2 separate regions of the Homo sapiens genome follow, and region 2 is linked to region 1. A link is a loop called in an ENCODE intact Hi-C map of the cell type or tissue named here. Cell type or tissue: CD14-positive monocyte. All regions are shown on one strand. Each heading gives the region's core, and the rest is flanking DNA. Links, peaks and the distances in the headings are about the cores only.

Region 1 (5,385 bases), core at 115-5,114:
GAGAGAGAGAGGCTCTTAATCAAATTTCTTACCTAATATAGAAATGTCTTGAATGCATTCCTGAAAGACAACAATCCAGTAGGAATGTTAATTCTTTTCATTATACAAAATGCCTTATGTCACTGAATATTTCTTATGTCAGACAATTATAACTACTATAGTCCTTCAGCCACGAAACAGTCAATTATTGACACTACTTCTGGCAGCTGGAGCAACTCAGATTATAAATGCTAGTTCCTCTGCAGACTTCCCAAGACTTGTTGACCTAAAACCTTGCCTTATCCAGTTAGGGGGTTGTTGAAAATAATAAAGCCAAAGACCGTGCAATGCTCCTTATCATCTCTAGACAAAATATCTCTTGGAATGCATAGCCTGCCTTGTCTTACATGATAAAGCATCCCAGACTAAATTTATATTTCACATGGATGGAAGTAGTGCATTTTCCATTAGGAAATGGAACAGTAAGGATGGATTGTTCTCAGGTACCCACATCCAGGGACACTATCCAAGAAGCCACACAAAACACGTTTTAAACAGACAATATTCCTTTTCTCCTTGTAGGGTGCTTAGCAGAATCCTCAGCTCACAAGATGAATAAATGCAGACTAAATGATGCACAAATAATCTTCACACACAACCATCAACACATGGAAAGACTGCAGGACGGCCAGATCCCAAGCTAACAAACAGGTAAAATTTGCATAATTAGGTCTTCAGGTGTCTTTAGTTATGAAATGTGTCTGATTCACTTGGTGATTCTGGGCGTCTTAAGCTGGGTCTGTTAGAAGCCAACCTGGCTCACGTTCTGCCAATCCGCTGGGTGTTTGCTGTGCTGGGTATCATTAACCAACCAGTTTGATAGGAGTGCTTTGTTTTCTGCACTGATGAAATTTGTTTTCTGAGCTGCCTGAACAAACAGGTTATTTAAGCCATTGTGTGGAGAAGGTTGGAGGTGGTTTTTAGAGAAGACAGATCTCTCTTCCAAGGAAGGATTATTATGTGGTTGCAGTAAGAGATGAGAAATTATTCTCTTGATGTCCACATGTCATTGAGGCCACAGCAGGACAGGGAGGCAACCCTTCATATTGATGTGAATGGTGGAGTGTAACTCATCCAACCAGTTTCCCCTGAGGAATTTCTCAGCCAAACAATTCCTAACCTCTCTCCTCCCTTATGTATCCCTAATAGATTGGAGTGGGGGAGGGGTGGCGCTGACACTGAAACCTTCAGTGCTTGTTAGGAACACATCTAAAATATTTTATTTGAGGGCAGTAAAATGAAGAAACCAGGTTGCCTGGTGGGAAAACCATCAGCTTTTGAATCATCAAATTTTGAATCAAATCCCAGCTCTGCCAGCATTAGCTTCATAACCTTAGACCCTCTCTGCATCTCAATCATCAACTGTAAAGACTGCTGTGAAGTTTAATAAGACACCTAGAATAGTGTCTAGTGGTGTCCAAAGTGTGGCCTGGCCTAGGACCAGTATCTGCATCACCTGGAAACTTCTTAGAATTGCAAATTCCCAGTCCCATCACAGACCTAATGAATTAAACTGGGATGGAGAGAAGGTAGCAGCAACCTGGTTTTAACAAGCCATCCAGGTGATTCTGATTCACAAGAAAATTTAAGAACCCCTGGCCGGGTTTACAAAAGTCCCTCAATAAATGGCAGCTGTTCTATCATATTAGTGTAGTGTTTTACAGCTTACTGATTTGCTTTTTCATTCACACTACCATCTACTTTGCTCAGGTTTACATTCCCTTTGACCCAGTAATTCCACTTTGCAGAATTTTCCTAAGGAAATAATTAGAGATGTTCAGAAAGATTTATATGAAGAATTAATCATGCACGTGAAAATTTAGAAACTAATGTCAAATGAACAATATGAAACTGGTTTAATAAATTATGGCACACCTATATGATGGAACACAGTGCAGCATTTTAAAAGCATATTGTAGATCAGTGTATGTCAGAGCAAGCTCTGAGAATCACCTCCATCAGAATCTTCTGGGGTGCTTCTTCAAAAGGCAGATATCAGATTTATGAGTCATCATCTGCGGTTATGAATGAGGATCTCTGCGAGTGAGAGACTTCAGAATCTTTATTTCCCACATGCTCCCAGGTGAGTGGTATGCACCCAAAAGTTTTCAAATAATGTTTTAGATTAATAATAATATATGGAAGATATTCATGGTGTATTATTGAGTGAATGAAAGTGTGTTTTAAAGCAATATTTACAATATCTCAATAACATATGCACCATAGCCGTATATGTAAAAAGACCAAACTACATATGCTAAAATGCTAAGTAATTATTTCTGGACAGTAAGATGGCAATTCTGGTGATTTGTTTTCTTCTGTTCTCGATGTTTTGCATTTTCTGTAATGTATAGCTTTTCCATGAGAAAAGTAAAACCACATAATAGTGCATGTGTCATTAAACTATGGAGTGGGAGCTTCACATTTTATTAATTTTTTTAAATTTTTGATTTCAGTAGAGATGAAGTCTCACTAGGTTGTTCTCAAACTCCTGGCCTCAAGGGATCAATCCCAAAGTGCTGGGATTACAGGCGTGAGCCACCATGCCTGGACTGCTTGAGGAGTGAAGGCTAAGATAAATCCAGAATTAAGCTGTGTATTAGTCTGTTTTCACACTGCTATAGAGAACTGCCAGAGACTGGGTAACTTATAAAGGAAAAAAGTTTAATTGACCCACAATTCTGCGTAGCTGGGAAGGCCTCAGGAAACTGACAATCATGGCAGAAGGGGAAACAAGCCTGTCTTACATGGTGGTAGGCAACAGAGAGCATGTGAGAGTGCAGGAAAAACTATCATTTATAAAACCACCAGATCTCGTGAGAATTCACTCACTATCATGAGAACAGCATGGGGGATACTACCCCCATAATCCAATCACTTCCTTCCCTCAACACGTGGGGATTACAATTCAAGATGAGATTTGGGTGGGGACACAAAGTCTAACCATATCAGGCTGTAAACAAGTCCTCCTCACCTCTGCCCAGGGGATGCTGAGGCAGTCAGCCATTCATTAGGCAATGCAGGTGACTGGGCATGCTGCTGACCCCATCTGTAGTCCCTGGATAATCACTGGGGGCAGAAAGAAAGGAAATCAGAGCACTATTGACCTGGCACAGAAGTTATGGAGCCTTCTGTGGACTTCTTTTATAACAGGAGAGTTGCCCATCTTTCATGGGTGAATCCCCTTAAAATGCATAACAATTTAATCTTGGAGTTTGTGTTTTGTAAGTGAAGTCCAGAAGGACAATGGAACAGGGGGTGAGGAGCTTCCTCATCCACTCTCATTATCTCCCACCCCTCCACTCTCTGCTCCCCAACCCCCTTCCAGTGACTACAGCCATTTGGGCAGGCAGGGGCCTGGGCCTGCAGGGGGCGTGGAAGCTGGGTGCACACACCCCATGCACCAAGTGGCTGGGCAGGCCTGAGCTACCTGAGACCATCTGCACTCACCCTGTGAATACCCCTGTATCAAAGAGAGCATGAAATTAAATAGCAAGTAAGAGACCCCATGACAGGCCAAAAGAGAAAGAAAGGAAATCTTCCACACCTCCCCCCCACCACCACCCCTGCTTTTTGAAGGGACTTTGAGGGTTTTTTGTGTGTGTGTTTTCACTTGGGCTCTGCAAATTAAGGTAGCAGTCCAGATGAGGACTTAGGGATCGATGCACACATATCAAAGAAATGAAAAGAGGGCTTATTGGAAGAGGTTCCTCCCTTGGTAATCATTTCTGGTCTGTCTGAGAAAACTAATGTACTCCAGAAGGGTGTATCCCTGAAGGCACTACAATGTAGAATAAATTGTGTGGTTAAGTCAGGAGTATTTTCTCAGAAGGGTGTCTCTAGTGATTATAGACCAGGACACAGCCCTACTTAATTATATGCAGTATAAATAATCATTCTAAATAGTCTTTTCATATATACATGAAAGAGTATTTCATATGTGTGTATATACACATATATATGAAGCCAGGACTAATTAGAGAAAGTATCAGGAGTGTGACAGACAAGTTCTTCAGCTTTTGTTAAACAAGATTGAGGGGGAAAACATAATTATCAAAAAGAGCTGAGTTCACCTTTCTTTCTAGAAATTATCTTTCCAATAGCTTTCTCTTGTTCTCACTTTGAGAAAAGAGTTAAAAATAAAAATGAAAATAATGAATTTCGCTTTGTAGAAAGCACACTCCAGCACTTTGTTCATTAGCATCTGGAAAGTCCAGGGCACTCATGCACAAACAAATTACAATGCAAATGCTTATTAATGAAAAATCTACAATATGCATGTTTATAAAAATCAATTACACTTCACACCAATTTCTAAATTACTCCCACAGAGTTAAAAACCATTTTAAGTTTCTAATAAATAAAAACTCAATTTTACTGCTCCGTGGAAGTGAGAACAATTCATTAAACTCCTGAGTCCTGCTGGTTGTCTTGGTGAGGGCCAAAGAGAGTTTAGTAATTACTCACATGTGGAAAAACGGGTGTGTATGTGTTTGAAGGAGGCCTCTTTTGGACCCAAACCTTGGCCTGGTTTCCCCAAATCTCATGGACTTCTTGTCTTACTCTAACAAGAGAATTAGCCAGGGTCCTCTTTCCTATTTAGTATAGATACAGATATTAATAAAATGTGTCCAGTTGCAAAGAAAATGGTGTAGATTAAGGAGCTGGCTTAAGGCATAGCTCTGCTTCCTCTCAGGGTTAAGACACAGCTCCGTGGCTGGATCTGGCTGAAAGACTGGTGGAATAAGATTTCCAGACAGTTCTTCCCTTGGACCCAGGCAAATGGTATCCTAGCCTGAGGTGCCTGCTTTTGTTTTAAGAGGAGAGAGACCCATGAAGCCAAAGAGACATGCCCACCTGGAACCAAGGCACCCCCTTCTAGTCCTTGCTTTGGGTACCTTGAACTCTGAACTTTCTCTCCCAAATACCCTAGCCCTTCCACAGCCTGTGTGGGCTACTCTTCAAGTCACAGCATTACAGCTGTTAACTGCACTCCTAACCTGAGAAAGTCCAAAAGGCAACTCTTTGCAGGCTCCCGGGTTGCAGCTGCAATGTTCACATACACATGAGTGTGCATGGGGGTCAAGTTGCAGGACTGAGCAGCAGCTAAGAACATAAAAGGGGCAAACTATGAGTTGGAAGGGTGGAGGCCTCCATCTGTATTCTTGCACCGGCTGCAAATGTCAGAGATGGATCTGCTGCCAGGAGACCACATGTGCAAGGGCCTGAGTAACCTCCTAGGCAGAAAACATCTTAAAGGAAGAGGGAATGAAGGGATGATTGTGAGGGCAGCATAGGGTTTACCCCTTAAATTTCTCATTCATAATGATGTGAAACTCAGCCCAC
Region 2 (5,385 bases), core at 248-5,247, 58 kb before region 1:
TAGTGCTGTGTTTTTCTTTGGTGGGGGTCCCCTGTCCCCCATCTTTATTTCTAATTTGCATCTAGCTTTAATTTTTAAGGGTTATAAAGGTTTAGACAGCATCGTATTTTTTTATTCCAAGCTTCATTATGGATGTGAAAAGAGCTGAAGTTTATTATTTGTTTAATGCCAAGATACTAACTAATTTTCCACTAAACTCCATGGACAATTTGGTTCTTATGCTTTTTGACTAATTTATCTTTGTTTGTAAATGCAGCTATGTAGAAAGACTTCTCTGGATAAAATATTAATCAATCTAAATAGAACCATTCGGCATATAGTATATTACTCAATTTATAATCTGGAATTAGCACCACAATGATTCATGCACTGTAATATCCACTACTGTACTCCCTCCTACACACTGAAAAGCTTTATATTTTGGGAAGAATTTGCCTTAATAACCACCACAGTGGGATTTTGCCCTCATTTCCTGTGTATTTATTCTGGGTGGTGTTTGCAAGATGATGAGGATCTATTTTGGTGGGGTTCTTTTCCTCGAGGAGGAAGTAAGAGCACTGCGCCTGTCTCCAGCTCCATGACTGCTAGACAGATCAGACTGGGGCTCTGCCAGCCAGGCTCCAGGAAGGCTTCTCCCTTCTGATGGAACAACCAAACAATTGTTACTATTTACATGGCCCAAATGGAGAAGTATTCTTAGAACAATAAGAAAAGGGAAAGTCAGCCACCAGCAGGAAAGAAGGCCTTTAAGCAACATCAAACTCAGAATGTGACTGTCCTTTCAATGTAAACAGTTTGCACAGCACTTCTCTAAATAACAATACAAGGAGTGCTGGCCATGTGCAGGGCCCCTACATACACTATTATTTCTAATTCCATAACAGCCGGAGCAGATGTGTATTAACCCAATTGGACATCCGTGAAGACACCAAGGCCCAGAGAGATCATAAGAACCTATAGAAGTTTCCATGACTGGTGGATGTGACAGTCAAGCCGCAGTTTGTATAATACACAGCCATAATCTTATCTACCACTTTTAAAAATTAAACATAGATGAAATGTTTACAGTTCTTTGTGAGTGAATCTATAATTTTGCTTAAAAAAAGCACAAGGCAGTGCTGAGGGCTCCATTAACAGTTTGAAATATATTCTTTGTCTTCTGAGTTTCTCTGAATATTACAGAGGCAATGGGAACTTGAGGGAAATTTGCTCACTGCTGTGTGTGACAGCATACCAGCTTCCTTTATCACATAAAAAAGGATTCCCCTGGATCTCGCTCATTCTGCAAACAATGCACAGGGCGAACTCTTATTCTGCTTACAGTAACTTTAAATTTTGAAGGCAAGTGTGTAAATTAAGGATCTAAGCCAGGTGTGATGGAGCGCACCTGTGGTCCCCACTACTCAGAAAGCTGAGGTGGGAGGATCATCTGAGCCGGGGAGGTCTAGGCTGCAGTGAGCTGTGATTGCACCACTGCACTCCAGCCTGGGTGACAGAGCAAGACCCTGTTTAAACAAAAAAAAAAAAGAAAAAGAGGAAGAAGAAGAAGAAGGCGATTAAACATCTACATTAACATGATCATCATACTAAGTTTCAGTAGAGCTTGGGTTATCCACTGCATGAGCATGAGTGTGACGTGCGATGTATGCATCTGAAAAATCATTCTCTATCACTAAATATTTGGTCTCTTTTCCATTAGCATTTAACTTTTCATTGATTGGTTCTATTAAATGCTAGATCAATGAAGCAATTCTTTACCTTAATTGCATGTCATTTAAAATAGGTGAGAGAAGAAAATAATGACTCTACAAGTGAGATGTCCATTGGATTGGTTTTGAATATGTAATCATGTATGAGAACAAGTCAATAATTATTGACTTAAGGACTATAATGGACCATGAAAAGTTACTAGTTTTCTAGTTGTTTCTAGGTGTGATGATGCAAATAATTTTTTAGTTTTCTATTAACTTTTTCTTAGGTTTTCCAGGGCCCAGCCTGGGCCTACTCTATGCTTAGGTAGAGTATAGAGTACTATACTAAGGTACACTAAGATGTTTATTATTTGAAGCTCTCCTTCTCACTGCCCAGCATGCCAATCTCATTTCAAGGTTTCCTGTTGTCAGGTTCTCCTGTATTGGCCTGCCACCAGCCACAGGAATATCCAGCATGCACACAAGAGAGGACCTCATGCTCCCACGAGCTTCTGTTGATAACACTTTCATAGATAGGGTCACAATTCATTAGTTTCCATCACAGAAAGCAGGATTCTGGGCAAATCAGTCAGAAGACAAGTATGCTGTAAAGTTAGGATGACAAGAGTGGGGGTCTGGCATCTGGAACTCTGTTCAGGGCACCCAACATGAGGAAGATGAATTAGAATGGAAGAAGAATGCTATGAACTACATTGTGTTATCCCCTCCCCCAAAAATTAATATGCTGAATCTCTTCCACTCAATGTGATTGTGTCTGGAGATGGAGTCTCTGGGGAGGTTAGGTTTAGATGAGATCTTGAGGGCCCTCGTGATGGATTAGTGGTTATAGGAAGAGACACCAGAGAGCCTGCTTCCTCTCTCTTGCGGTCATGTGAGGACACAGCAAGAAATTGGCTGTCTGAAAGCCAGGAAGAGAGCCCTCACTGGGGAACTGAATCAGATGGCACCTTGACCTTGGACTTCCCAGCTTCCAAAACTGGGAGAAATAAATTTCTGTTGTTTAAGCCACCCAGTCTATGGTGTTTTGTTAATGGCAGCCTAAGCCGACTAATATAAAGAATGGTAAGAAGGGAAGCATTAAAAGAGAAATCTTCTCCAAAAGGGAGGTAGAGGGTTTCCTCATCCCTTTGCCTAAGGTCACCTGAAGCTTACACTGTGTTAAAATGATCAATCTATAGGACACCAGGCCTTAAGATGGCTGCCATGCCTGCAGTCTTTTCCAGAGAGAAACACTGTATTCACAGCCCCTGCTGAGGAAGATCTCTAGGAAGTCCTTTTTTTTTTTTTTTTTTTTTTTTTTTTTTTGAGGCAGGGTCTCACTCTGTCACCCAGGCTGCTGCACAATGTCGTGATCATGGCTCACTGCCTCCCAGGCTCAAACCGTCCTCCCACTTCGGCCTCCCAAGTAACTGGGACCACAGGCGTGTACCACCATGCCCTGCTAAAGTTTTTGGTTTTTTAAGTAGAGACGGGGTTTCGCCATATTGCCCATGTTGTTCACAAACTTGTGAGCTCAAAGCAATCATCCCACCTCTGCCTCCCAATCTAGGAAGTTCTTTAAGTGTAGGTGGACATGTTTTGCTCCACATCAGTCTGCCACCCACAGACAGCTGGACTAAGGTTCATACCTAACCCAAAGGCAGCTAAACTAGTCAGACCAACAGCCTGTGAGGTGGTCTGACGCCAGAAGCTCTGCCCTTTATGAATCATGGTGATTAAGTTGACCAACCCAATCCTCTCTCTTGAGACTTCAAAGTTACCTAGTAAAAATGAGCTATATGGTAGCAGAAGAATATAGGCACACAGAGAGATGCGAAGGCAGACAGAATACTCAAGAAGCTGGAAAGGGAACAACCAGTCATTAGAACTGTGTGGAATCCTGAATCACTTTTCAGAACATAAATTGAGTTCTAGTCTCCATGGGAAGCTACGGTTTTGTGATTCCTTGTTGTGAGCCTTTTTCTGGACTCTGGTTTAGATTGTAAGCTTTAGAAGAGGAAATCTAGTACAAAATTCTTTCTTACTTTATTTCCACAGGTGTTATTCCACAGGGCATAACACTCTGGCTTCATCTCTTGAGGTAGCATGAGTAAGTCTCTTTCCAGCAAACAAAAAGGCCACATAAACGATGATCTAAAATAGCTTATCTGTATATCTGTATGTTTTTTTCTATATAAGATGTTAGGTTACATAAAAGTTTAGGAAGTGGGACTTAATAGGTTGTCTTGGAACTTTTCTAGCTTAAGCTCCAATAATAAGAAAAGTAGAAAATAAGTATTCCTACATTTTTAAGGAGATATGCTAGACAACTCTATGTAAGAAAAATAATAATTTCTGTTACATGAATGAATTAATGAAATACCTGAAAAGAAATAAATTTCAAGTGTTTGCAGAAATATCTGAGAAGGAATTTCAAGAGTTTGTAGTATTTCAATTTTTTTTCTAGTTTTTATTTTCTCTGCTTCCTAATTTTTGATTTTTATTTCCCCTTAGTAAAAAGTAGCCATTCTCAAAATGTGGTCTGCAGACCCTTAAAAGTCCCCAGGATCCTTTCAGAAGGTCTGAGAGGTGAAAAGTATTTTCATATAGTATACGTTCCTTTTTTCATTGTTCGACATTTTCACTGAGGTTGGTAAAAAGGTAATGGTGGGTGCCTTGCTCTGACTCAAAACAGTGGCACCTAACTATAGTAGTTAGTCATTGCACCACCTATTCATATTTGAAAAAAAAAAAAAGGCTAGCTTCACTGAAGAATGTCCTAGATGAAGCAATAAAAATTTTATTACATCTCGATCTTTAAAATAATGTTCTTGTGGTATAATGAGGAGTACTGTATTAGTCCATTCTTTCATTACTATAAAGACATACCTGAGACTGGGAAATTTTTAAAGAAAAGAGGTTTAATAAATTTAATTGGCTCATGGTTCTGCAGGCTGTACAGGAAGCATGATGCTGGCATCTGCTCTGCTTGGGAGGCCTCAGGAAATTTACAGTCATGGCACCACGCAAGGCAAAGGTGGGGCAGGCGCGTCACATGGCCAGAGCAGGAGCGAGAGAGCAAGGGGGGAGGTGCTACATATTTTTAAATGAACAGACCTCACAAGAACTCACTATTGTGAGGACAGTACCAAGAGGATGGTGCTAAACCATTCATGAGAAACCTCCTCCATGATCCAATCACCTCCCACCAGGCCCCACCTCTAACACTGGGGATTACATTTCAATATGAGATTTGGGCAGGGACACACATCCAAACTATGTCAAGTACACAGAAAGCCCCTCTGCTGCCTACTGAAGTACGGTGGTTGTCTCAAGGAAAAGCACTTATGCAACTGAGTGGTGGGCTGAACCAGCCACTTTTTTCATGAAATACTATTTTTATTTGAAAGAACAACTGACAGAAAACTGTAGTTCTTCAAACATTGGTATTGACAGACATTTTTTTAAAAAATGAACAAAGTGGGTCTGTCATTTTAAAAAAAGATTTGGCAGTATTTGTTGGGAATAATGAAATCTGAGCTTTCAAGTGAAAATTAGAATTTGGAAAACTTGTAGCTGCCATAACGAACTTGACAGCTTTGAAAACTTCAACACTTTTTTGTTGTTGTTCTGGTGAGATCGGTGATGATATTAACAGATGTGATTTTTGATATTGCATAGTGACATAGATCAA

Evidence for each region. Peaks named below come from ENCODE experiments on the same cell type or tissue, not always from the same donor. Only the 100,000 strongest peaks of a DNase experiment are listed, where the experiment ranks them.
Region 2: it touches region 1 in a loop (2.6-fold over the local background); 3 of 110 quality-filtered maps call a loop at or near these places.

What each region holds. Positions count from the first base shown.
Region 1 is chr6:134,449,758-134,455,142 of GRCh38, reverse strand. It overlaps CT69 (cancer/testis associated transcript 69), which reads left to right. Exons shown (of 5, transcript NR_125852.1): 3 at 562-690. All of the region lies in intron 1 of LINC01010 (long intergenic non-protein coding RNA 1010), which reads right to left. Among named protein-coding and RNA genes, the nearest start is that of LINC01010, 15 kb to the right of the region's middle. In CD14-positive monocyte, for the core only: no CTCF peak of the experiment used is centred there; no DNase peak of the experiment used is centred there.
Region 2 is chr6:134,508,326-134,513,710 of GRCh38, reverse strand. No RefSeq gene overlaps it. Among named protein-coding and RNA genes, the nearest start is that of LINC03002, 29 kb to the left of the region's middle. In CD14-positive monocyte, for the core only: no CTCF peak of the experiment used is centred there; a DNase peak (open chromatin) is centred at 2,580; H3K4me3 peaks cover 567 bases; H3K27ac peaks cover 1,882 bases.